Regions from separate parts of the Homo sapiens genome. Here region 2 is linked to region 1. A link is an interaction called in ENCODE POLR2A ChIA-PET data of the cell type or tissue named here. Cell type or tissue: MCF 10A. All regions are shown on one strand. Region 1 overlaps ARID5B (AT-rich interaction domain 5B). Region 2 overlaps RTKN2 (rhotekin 2).

Region 1 (5,000 bases):
TATATAAATGCTTGTGGGCATATGTATACATCTAAATATTTTGCTATGTATCTTTAATTTTAGTCTAATGTAAATTAGAAGTGACTTTGAAAAATACATAACTAAAAAGATTAATTCTAGCTATTTCTAATTTCATCCTCTGTTAATCTCCAAAACACATTTAGATGAACACATTCAGAAAGAGGACGGTTCAGCTGGTCTATTTTTGACACAAGCAGAGTAAACTATGTCATTGTGTCACCCACTATGAAATCTCAGCCTCAATGACGTGGGTGCTTAATCATCTGTCCTTTACTCATAACAGGCCAAACTGGGAGGTAGGAAGTCTTTCTGTTGACTAATCAAAATGCCTACCTCCCCCAGCCCACGGCAACCAGGGGAAGGGAGGTGGCAGGAACAGGCACAGCATAGAGCTTCAAAAGCTCTGAATACCAAAGTCAGATGCTGAATTGAAAACTGCCTCCAAGACACAGGCACAGAGAGATAAAGAGAAAAAGCAAAAATAAAAAGATGCAACGAAATGAATACCGTGGAGTGAATGACCGTACCTTGGCAACGGCTTTGCCATCGGAATTGTTGTTGGAATCCTTAACACCACTGAATGAATCTCTTCTTTGTGGGCATGGTTTCTTTTTGCGTGGTCTGCCTTTAAGATTTGGCGCTGAAAACAAATGGAAAACAATTGATATACATTTTCACTTGCATGGGTTTCTTTATTAAAGACCCAGAATCTCACTACAGTGATCCCTTCTAATTGTTCAGAGAAATGTACAGATCTGTGGCAGGCAGCCCTCATTATTACATGCTTCTCTCTCTGAAGGCTTGCATATTGGTAGAGTATACATTTCTGTACACGTTTCCCAAAGCTAATCTATTTAGCTTTAACATGTCTAATTAATAGAAGTAACACGAAGCTCTTAGCTCTAAAGGATCATGATAAGAAAAATGTCCTTCCACGTTGTTAGACAAGAAGCATTTGGTGCTGAAAAACTGAGCCAGGCTTTGAGCTCAATCTTTGGTTTTTGTTTTGTATCTTGCTTTCCGAAACCTAAGTGACATGCCTGCCCTTATGGTATCATAGTAATGAAATGTTTGAAAACATCTCTTTTACAAAATATTCAGAGACAAGGGCATTCTCTCAAATTACCATACAGATAAGTAGAGAGATAGCTATAGAGAGAGGGGCATTCACAACAGCAAGCTGGAAAACATTATTACATATATTTACTAACAATACTGCAACCAGCAAGTTTCAAATCTCAACAAATCTGACAGATACATTTAAATCAGCATGCTGTCTTTTCCTTTTCAATATATTTTTATGAAGATCTTAAGGCTTATTTAATATAACATCCAAAGATTACACTGGGGTTAGCCTGATTCCATGGGGGTTACACTTTTGAAAAGACAAGATACAAATCAAAGTTCTATTTCATCCTTGATGCTGAGCTTGTTCCTTTTAAGATCTACACAGAAAGTAGGGGGAAAAGGCTGCTGTTTATTGAGAGCTATGACTATCCGGCATCAGCTTTCACATTTAACTTCATCAGTCACCCAAGTCAAGCAAAATTAAAAACAACCAACTAACCAACCACCCCTAGAATGACTCCAAGCTAATGAATTATACCCTAAACAATTTCCTTCAGACCTTTCAAGGCACCCACACTTTTTATTACTTAAGGAGTGATTATGACAATGTCAAATCTAAACAACATGAACCTTCTTGATTGTTGTTAATCTTACTTAGGCAGTTAACCAGTGGTTTTAGGACATTTTTACACTGTACTCATTTTACAAACACAATTAATCCTACTAATTTGATTTTCTCCTCCGGATAACAGTTTTACTGTTGGTGGAAGCTCAGTAAAGCAGAACTGCCTTTAAAATCAGAGAGGCAAAAGTTTAAAAAGAGGCTTTAGGGCTTAGGATCCCCTTCCCACACCCGCTCTCTCCTCTCATTCCCCTAAACGCTGGTCTGAAAGTCCATCCCAGAAAGCCAGCCTGGAATTACCAAAGGTAAACAAGCTCACAAACAAAAATCAAGCAAAGAGAAAGTAGCGATTACCCATTCCAGTCGACAAACATCTGCCTGACTGATGCCTGTGCTCATGAAAGCTACAGCATGTGACTGCTCCCCGGCCACATCCCTGGAAGTCTCGACTTGGTGTGGATGTCAGCTTCCCTCCGAATGCGAGCTGCGAGGCTCAGCGCTCTGCTTACAACTCCCCTCCCCCGGCAGCTCCATTACTCATGTAAACACACAGCAGTGACTAGCACCGAGTGTGTGGGATGAGCCTGAGGACTTTGCTGGAGTTGCCAGACTGGCAGGGAGGGCTCTGCTCTCTCCACCTCCCCGCACGGAGATGGTGATTTCATCCGGCCTGTTTTGTGGATCCTGACCTCTTGCTCTCCTTGTCAGAGCACGATGCCACGTTCCATGAATTTGACACGGTCCGCAGCCTGGAGCCAGGGCATGGACTATTTGTTTTGTTTAGAAGACTTTGTGTAGCACAGAAGTGTTTCCACAACTGACCCAAGTGCTAAGACTTTAATGACCGCGAGGGAAGGATGTACTTTCAAGTCCCTTATCAAAATAACAGCTGAGCAGAAAGCTGACAAACAAAACTTGGGGTAGCAGGTCGCAGGCATTTCATTAAAACAAACAAAACAATATCCCCTCTGTTCTAAGACTTGTTACTATGATCTTCCCTTCCTAGCATTTTGGTGAAAAGCACTTAGACCTAAAAGGCATTTATTTCTAGAAAAGCTTTCAAATCCCAAAGGCCTTTTCGACAGAACTTGCATCGAACATGCTGTTTTTAAATAAAGGCAAAGGTTCCGGGAACTGACAAGAAGTCATCCCCAAACTGGGTTTATTTTCTCCATTCTTTGAGCTGTTTTCAGAACCCAGAGAAGCACATGTACTCCCCCAGCAGATTCTGAGAATTACAAATTTAGAACAGACTAGCACCTAATATTCTGGTCACACAAACGTAAACTCTAAATGGGATTTGATCAAGAGAAAAAGCCCTTTGTTCTTAGTAAGGCAAGTACTTGCGTATTTCAGGTATGGTTAGGCAAATCCTACCAGTCATTCAGGACTCAAAATCAAATTCCTCTCCTACTCTCCCCTCTGAACTTTTTTTCCCTCCTTCTCTTATGGAACATATCACTGTACTCCTTGTACTTTAGCTGTGGTTTTTGGCATATTATTATACCAGACTGGAGAATCCTTAAGGGCAAGACCCTGTGGGATGTGTCTTTTATCTGCCCAGCACAACACCCAAAAGGCTGCATTGCATAACATGTATTTGTTGAATGAAAAAGTGACTAATGGAAATAAAGATGCCCACATACTGTTCTTTCCTGTCCTCATAGACTGGTCCCGCCAACCTCACACGTGGTATACTTGTCACACTGGGCACTTGTAAAACTGCATTCACCTTTACTACTTATGCTTATGCTCTGGAAACATAAACTGGTGACTTGAGTTTGCACTGGGAATGGAGACAGGAAACCAAAGGCCTTTGGTATCTCAGTAAGGCTATAATCTAGTCCCCACATGCAATGCACAAACACCCTGAAGAGCACAAATATTCAAAGTACGGGGTGGGGGGAATGGAACACAAAGGACTGGGTAGGTGCCTCTGCAATCGAATCAGAGACCTTTTGGATTCAGAAGACTCCAGGTAAAGTTTTGGTATTGAAGGACTGGCTTTGGGGACAGCAAAAATTCTGGTCCCCAGGCCACATCTTTGTCCCTCTAGAGTCATAATCTGTCATTTGCTAGGTCAGTGAGTGAAAACAGGTGCATTATGGTGTGCTGGTGGGCAGGAGTGGGATGGGTCTGCGGACTTTAATTCACTCATGTAAGAGACAGCCCCACCTCCTTCCAGCCACCCTGCAAGGACCTACACCTGCCCTCTCCTTGAAAGCTCAGTGCTATGTACTTACTGACAGAACCTAAATCCTAAGACTCCAGAATTAGACCAGCTCTTGTTCTTTAGGTGAGACTGATCTCTACCAAGAAAAAGCTCTGCTAGGGAGAGAGCAGTACCCTTACTGATAGCATATCTGGCTTCAGTCAGTTTTATTAGAAAAAAAACAGTGCAAAGCAATAGACGTACTGTTACTTTTACGTGTGTATATGATTCACTGGCCTGGCTTATCACAGAGTTCAGTAAATGCTCTTTGCATGAATGTTTTCAGTATTATACATGAATAATAAGAGTAGCTAAGTGAATAATAATAGTAGCTAACCATTTCTGAGCACTTTCTCTGTACAAGTCACTCTTCTGAGTGCTTTGCATACAATAATTCCACTAAAACTCACAGCAAGCCAAAGAGGAAGGCATGATCCTTATCCCCATCTTACAGACCAGGAAACTGAGACAGAGATGAAATTACTTGTCTCAGACCATACAAATGGTTACTGGCAGCAGAAGGATTTCAACACAGGCAACTGGACTTTATCCAGAGCCCCTGCTTTAAGCAACTTATCTCTAACAGACACACACACAGACACACACACACACACACACACACAGACACACACACATTGCCTCAAAATGAAGTATTCATACTAACTTGGGCTGGCAGTCACCAGGGAGCTCTCCGCAAATGAAAACACTCAAGTACTACATAGCACGAGGGTGCTGCAGCCCACCCCAGACAGGAAACACTGTCCGACAGAATTGACAGCGAGTGGGGTCCCCTTTAGTCTTGACCCAGCAGTAGGTGGCAAGACTCCCACTAAGGCCAATAAAACTTAGTCAGAGAGCCCTACATATTACCCTCCTTAACCAGTGGGCCACTGACTCTTCTGCCTAATCAGTGAAAGATCTCTGTGGTTTAAAAAAAAAATCTTTCCCCTCTGACTGCCCATCTGTTCCTCTTACTCAGTGCCAAGAAATTAACAACTATTCACCTTTGTGAAGTCACTGCTATTTCTATAGGTGTTAATCCTCAGAGAATCAAGCTACCTCCAGAGCTCCAGGCTA
Region 2 (5,000 bases), 190 kb before region 1:
TATGCTATAAATGAATCTTTTATATTGCTGAATAAATTCTATAACGTAACTACATGGTGGATTTTGTTTTATGCCCTGTCTCCATTCTCTTCATTTTGTTTTTCATACCTCTATCAGAATATTTGTTCTAAAACACTGTTTTTAGCATTATATGCTACATTGATATAGAACTTTAGAGTTTAAGAAAACTGTTTCATATGTTACATACTCTACAGTTTTCTCCCTAGTGCAGTCTTGTAAAATAGGTAGAGTAATTGTTATTTTCTACAGACTCAGAGGCTAAGTGACTGAGCTAGGCCAAACCCAAGTCTTTTGACTCTGTTCCTTTCCTGCTCAGAAGCTATAATAATGTTTTTAATGTTTTGTCTAGGTCAGAAGTTCCATGAGGTTTTGGTACCATGTTTATTTTGGTCATCACTTTACACCCAGAAGCTAGCATGGTGCTTGGCTCATAGTAATTGCTCAGTGACTCTTGGATGGATGGCTGCTCTTCATTGCCTGTAGTGTAAAGACCAAACATTTTTCTCCAGTCTTCCATTTTGACCCAATTTTTTTTCTAGTCATATCTTCTATTACTCCTAAACATAAGCTGTCGCCTTTAGCAGACATTTCTCTCCTTGTCCTGGCAACATAACCCATGCTTCTGACACCCAATTAGCTTGTGAAATAACTACATTCTCTTAAATATCTGTTTGTTTATCTATATATAATATAATCTCTGTTACCGTTCCAACTAGAAAGGATGTTTCCTTTCTCTCAATTCCTAATGCAGTTAGGAGACCCTTCACCACTAGATGGCACTTATGCTGTGCAGTCTCAGTTTCTCCAAAGTGTTCAGGAAGCTAAAGACAATGGCTTGGAGATGCCACAGATTGAAATGAATACATGGCTGACTCGTGTGTACACTAGTCAGATAATGCACTTTTACAAATATTTTCTTATCAGTACATTTTTGAAACAATAGTATATACCTCCATTGGTCCTTAAGTAATCACTAGGTTATTGGCTAAAAGTCTTGTACTAGAGAGCCTGCTGCTACATTTGAGGTACTGTCACCTAAGGAACTGTTTCTAGTAATATTTTTCTGGATAAACAAAATTATCACACAGGACGGTAGACCTACATTTTACAAAGTACGTAAATGGCCAAAATCTGAAGAATTGCATTCAGCTAAGCAAAATATTCTTCAGAAAATAACTGGAATATGTAAAAATTTGTTGCTTGTTTTATAGTTATTTATATTTGTTTTTATCTTTATAATACAAAACAAAACATGTTTTATCCTTGTATTCTTTTGCTATCAAACATGTATTTTTATGTGGTATTGTTCATTATGTGCAATAAATTTTTTGTGAATAAATTACTATAGATCTTTGAGATTTTATAAAAACTAAACATATCCTTCATTTCTTGCTTCTAATATAGTGTCACTCAGTATATAAATGACATATGTTAAGTTGCTGTTAAACACTCAAATGCCATGATAGTCAACATCTATTGTCATTTCATAACAGTTTATTGATTGTAGCAATTCATAATATTAGAAATAACTGTACATTTAGAAGGAGGCTCAAGTAAAAGTATTTAAAATAAAATAAAAAACTATTTCCTGCCCACAATTACTCAAGTGTAAAAATTGAACTTATTTCTGCATGTGTTTCTTCTTTCCAAAAGATAATTTTAAATTAAGGAACGGAAACTCTGAGAAAATCGGATACTTACGTAATGTCTTTTCATCTTTGCCTAGACTTAATTATATCTTGTATGTGTTTGTAAAAACAAAATAAAAAATGAATTCACCTTTATAAATCCATTTTTTCTTGATATTGGGATGAAAATGTGACCTTTGTTTTGGTAAAGATGAATATTTGCAACAAAGTGTCATAATGTTTTGAGATTACATTGATAGCCAGAAAATACCTGGGTTTTCTGTTTCCAGCTACATCACTCCCTGGCCAGGTCTTTATGAAACTAAATCACAAATTTATTATTTCTGCTGAACATCAAATATTTACCATATGTAAATGTAGTATTTACCGTAATTATATTGTGGTAATTAGCTTAGTCACCGACTACTAATTTAATGAATAAACCAAATCAGTTCACCAAGTACCTTAGTTTTCACTTTTGAAAATGATAGACAGACTTCTGGGACTTGATAGCATCAAGTCAGCTGTCTTATTATGACTCTCCCAGTTTACCATTAAAATGGCAATGAAGACATAAAACAAGACAAAAGTTAGAGTACTGTAAACTGAAACTGAGCCATTTGCAAGAATCTGGAAGGAAGTTCTATCATTGGAAGCTGAATTCAGAAATAGAGTTGATGGGTTACAAATCCATTGCTATCTGAAGAGCACAAGACTACCTGGAAAATCGGTATCCAGCTTCTCCTCTTGTGGAGCTGATATCTACCCTCCTCTCTTCGGCATGGGATAGAAGAAGGCTGACCCACAGGTTGTGGGTGTACAGCAAAGGAAGTCAGGATCCATGTCCCTCCCATGATAGTGTAAATAGTTAATGCTCTGTTAATCCTAACAGAGCAAGAACAGCTGTGAATAAGTACAGTTGTGAAATGAAATGAGTCAGCAGCTGTGGTCAAGCAAGAAGAAGTGGACTTTTTGGCAGGATATCAGCCAAGTCATAATTACAAAACAATAAAGCATTCTCATAAAAATCAAAAACAAAATTACAATGTCTGTTATGCCAATATAATTTAACAATTTTAGAAGTTCTAGCTAAAATAATAAGAATAAAAGATGAAACTATTGAAAATAAATTCATAGGTGGGAATTGAGCAATGAGAACACATGGACACAGGAAGGGGAACATCACACACTGGGGACTGTTGTGGGGTGGGGGGAGGGGGGAGGGATAGCATTAGGAGATATATCTAATGCTAAATGATGAGTTAATGGGTGCAGCATACCAGCATGGCACATGTATACATATGTAACAAACCTGCACGTCGTGCACATGTACCCTAAAACTTAAAGTATAATAATAATAAAATTTAAAAAGTAAATAAATAGATAAATTGAATACTGTTTGAAGATAATAGATTGTAGGCCCAGCACAGTGGCTCATGCCTGTAATCCCAGCACACTGAGAGGCCAAAGCAGGCAGATCACTTGAGGTCAGGAGTTCGAGACCAACCTGGCCTACATGGTGAACCCCTTGTCTCTACTGAAAATCAAAAAATTAGCCGGGTGTGGTGGTGCATGCCCGTAAACCCAGCTACTCCAGAGGCTGAGGCAGGAGAATCACTTGAACCCCGGGGGCAGGGGTGGTAGGGGAGGATGGAGGTTGCAGTGAGATCGCACGATTGCACTCCAGCCTGGGTGGTAGAGCAAGACGCTGTCTCAAAAAAAAAAAGGTAATAGATTGTAGACTTACAAAACTTAAGAGAATTTACTGCAACACTATTTGAATGAATAAAGAATTCAGTAAAAGTGGCTGGATTCAAGATAAATATACAAAAAGTGGTAGTTTATCTTAAAATCAACAATAACTAATTAGAAAATATAATAGCAAAAAGATACCCTTTACAAGAAAACCTCCAAAAAACAAAAATATTAATTATTCAAGAATAACCTTAATAAAAATGTAAAGACAAATTATTATGCTATTCTGTGTAAAGATAGAATATTATAAAGTTATCAGTTCCCAAATTAATTTGGATAATGGAATACTAATAAAACACTTGGGAAAGGGAAATTTTGACAAAATTTGTTCTAAAATTTATATAAAGAAATTAGCAAGTAAGAGTAAGGTGTTTTCAAAAAAGAAATATATCTAACAAATTAGTAAGTATATTATAAAGGTACAATAGTTAACAGTAGTATAGTGTTGCCAGGCATGGTGGCTCATGCCTGTAATCCCAGCACTTGGGGAGGCCAAGGAGGGCAGATTGCTTGAGCCCAGAAGTTGAAGAACAGCCTAGCAAACATAGTGAACTCTGTCTCTACAAAAAAAAAAAAAAAAGTATAATAATTAGGCAGCCAGGCACAGTGGCTCACGCCTGTAATCCCAGCACTTTGGGAGGCCTAGGCAGGCGGATCACGAGGTCAGGAGATCAAGACCATCCTGGCTAACACGGTAAAACCCCATCTCTCCTAAAAATAGAAAAAAATTAGCCAGGCGTGGTGGCACATGCCTGTAGTCCCAGCTACTCGGGAGGCTGAGGCTGGAGAATCACTTAAACCCAGGAGGCGGAGGTTGCAGTGAGCTGAGATTGTGCCACTGCACTCCAGCCTGGGCAACAGATGGCACACACCTGTAATCTCAGCTACATGGGAGGCTTAGGTGGGAGGTTTGCTTGAGCCCTAGAGTTCAAGGCTGCAGTGAGCCATGATGGCACCACTGCACTCCAGCCTGAGCAACAGAGCAAGACCCTGTCAAAAAACAAAAAAAAGAAAAATAGTATGGTGTTGGTATTTAGCTAGACAGTAATTAATAAATGATTCAAATTCATAAAAGTATAGCCAAGGAACAGACATTTACTCAGAATGGCATATATGATAAAGATGTCATAATTAATCAGTAAGGAAGAAACAGATATATATGGAGTTAGAACAGTTATTTTTATAAGAAGAATATATTTTTACCTCACAAAAATTTGACAGATTAACTTTTTAAAAGTACAAACTATAAACAATGTCTAGAAAATGTGCTGTTAAATAATAACACTTTATTTTAGCTATAGTAGTCAGAATTATTATGGAATGCAGAGGTTCAGGTCACTGTAAAGAATAAAACTTACCAAAATTATTACTTGTCATTTCTTTTTCCCTTCTTTATAGATATTCGAATACCACTAATGTGGAAAGACTCTGATCACTTCAGCAATAAAGAACGTATGTATGATTTTAATTTGTAATTGAAATGTTTTCTTTAGTATGTAGTGTATCTGATTATTGAGAAAAAAGACTGCTTCCTTGCTGAAATAAATTGATGTCATTTGAAAGAATAAGCAGCATCTTGAACTGTTTTCTGATTTT

What was found. Peaks named below come from ENCODE experiments on the same cell type or tissue, not always from the same donor. Only the 100,000 strongest peaks of a DNase experiment are listed, where the experiment ranks them.
Region 2: POLR2A ChIA-PET joins it to region 1 with 36 read pairs; 14 of 35 experiments call an interaction of 5 or more read pairs at or near these places.

The regions. Positions count from the first base shown.
Region 1 is chr10:62,046,549-62,051,548 of GRCh38, reverse strand. ARID5B (AT-rich interaction domain 5B) reads right to left here. Exons shown (of 10, transcript NM_032199.3): 5 at 549-661. Among named protein-coding and RNA genes, the nearest start is that of ARID5B, 150 kb to the right of the region's middle. RefSeq lists enhancers at 1-1,066, 2,105-2,399, 2,241-2,410, 2,591-2,680, 3,301-3,370 and 2 more. In MCF 10A, no CTCF peak of the experiment used is centred here; DNase peaks (open chromatin) are centred at 298, 2,268 and 3,318.
Region 2 is chr10:62,240,998-62,245,997 of GRCh38, reverse strand. RTKN2 (rhotekin 2) reads left to right here. Exons shown (of 12, transcript NM_145307.4): 4 at 4,803-4,856. Among named protein-coding and RNA genes, the nearest start is that of LINC02621, 16 kb to the left of the region's middle. In MCF 10A, a CTCF peak has its summit at 786 (motif pointing right); DNase peaks (open chromatin) are centred at 817 and 2,577.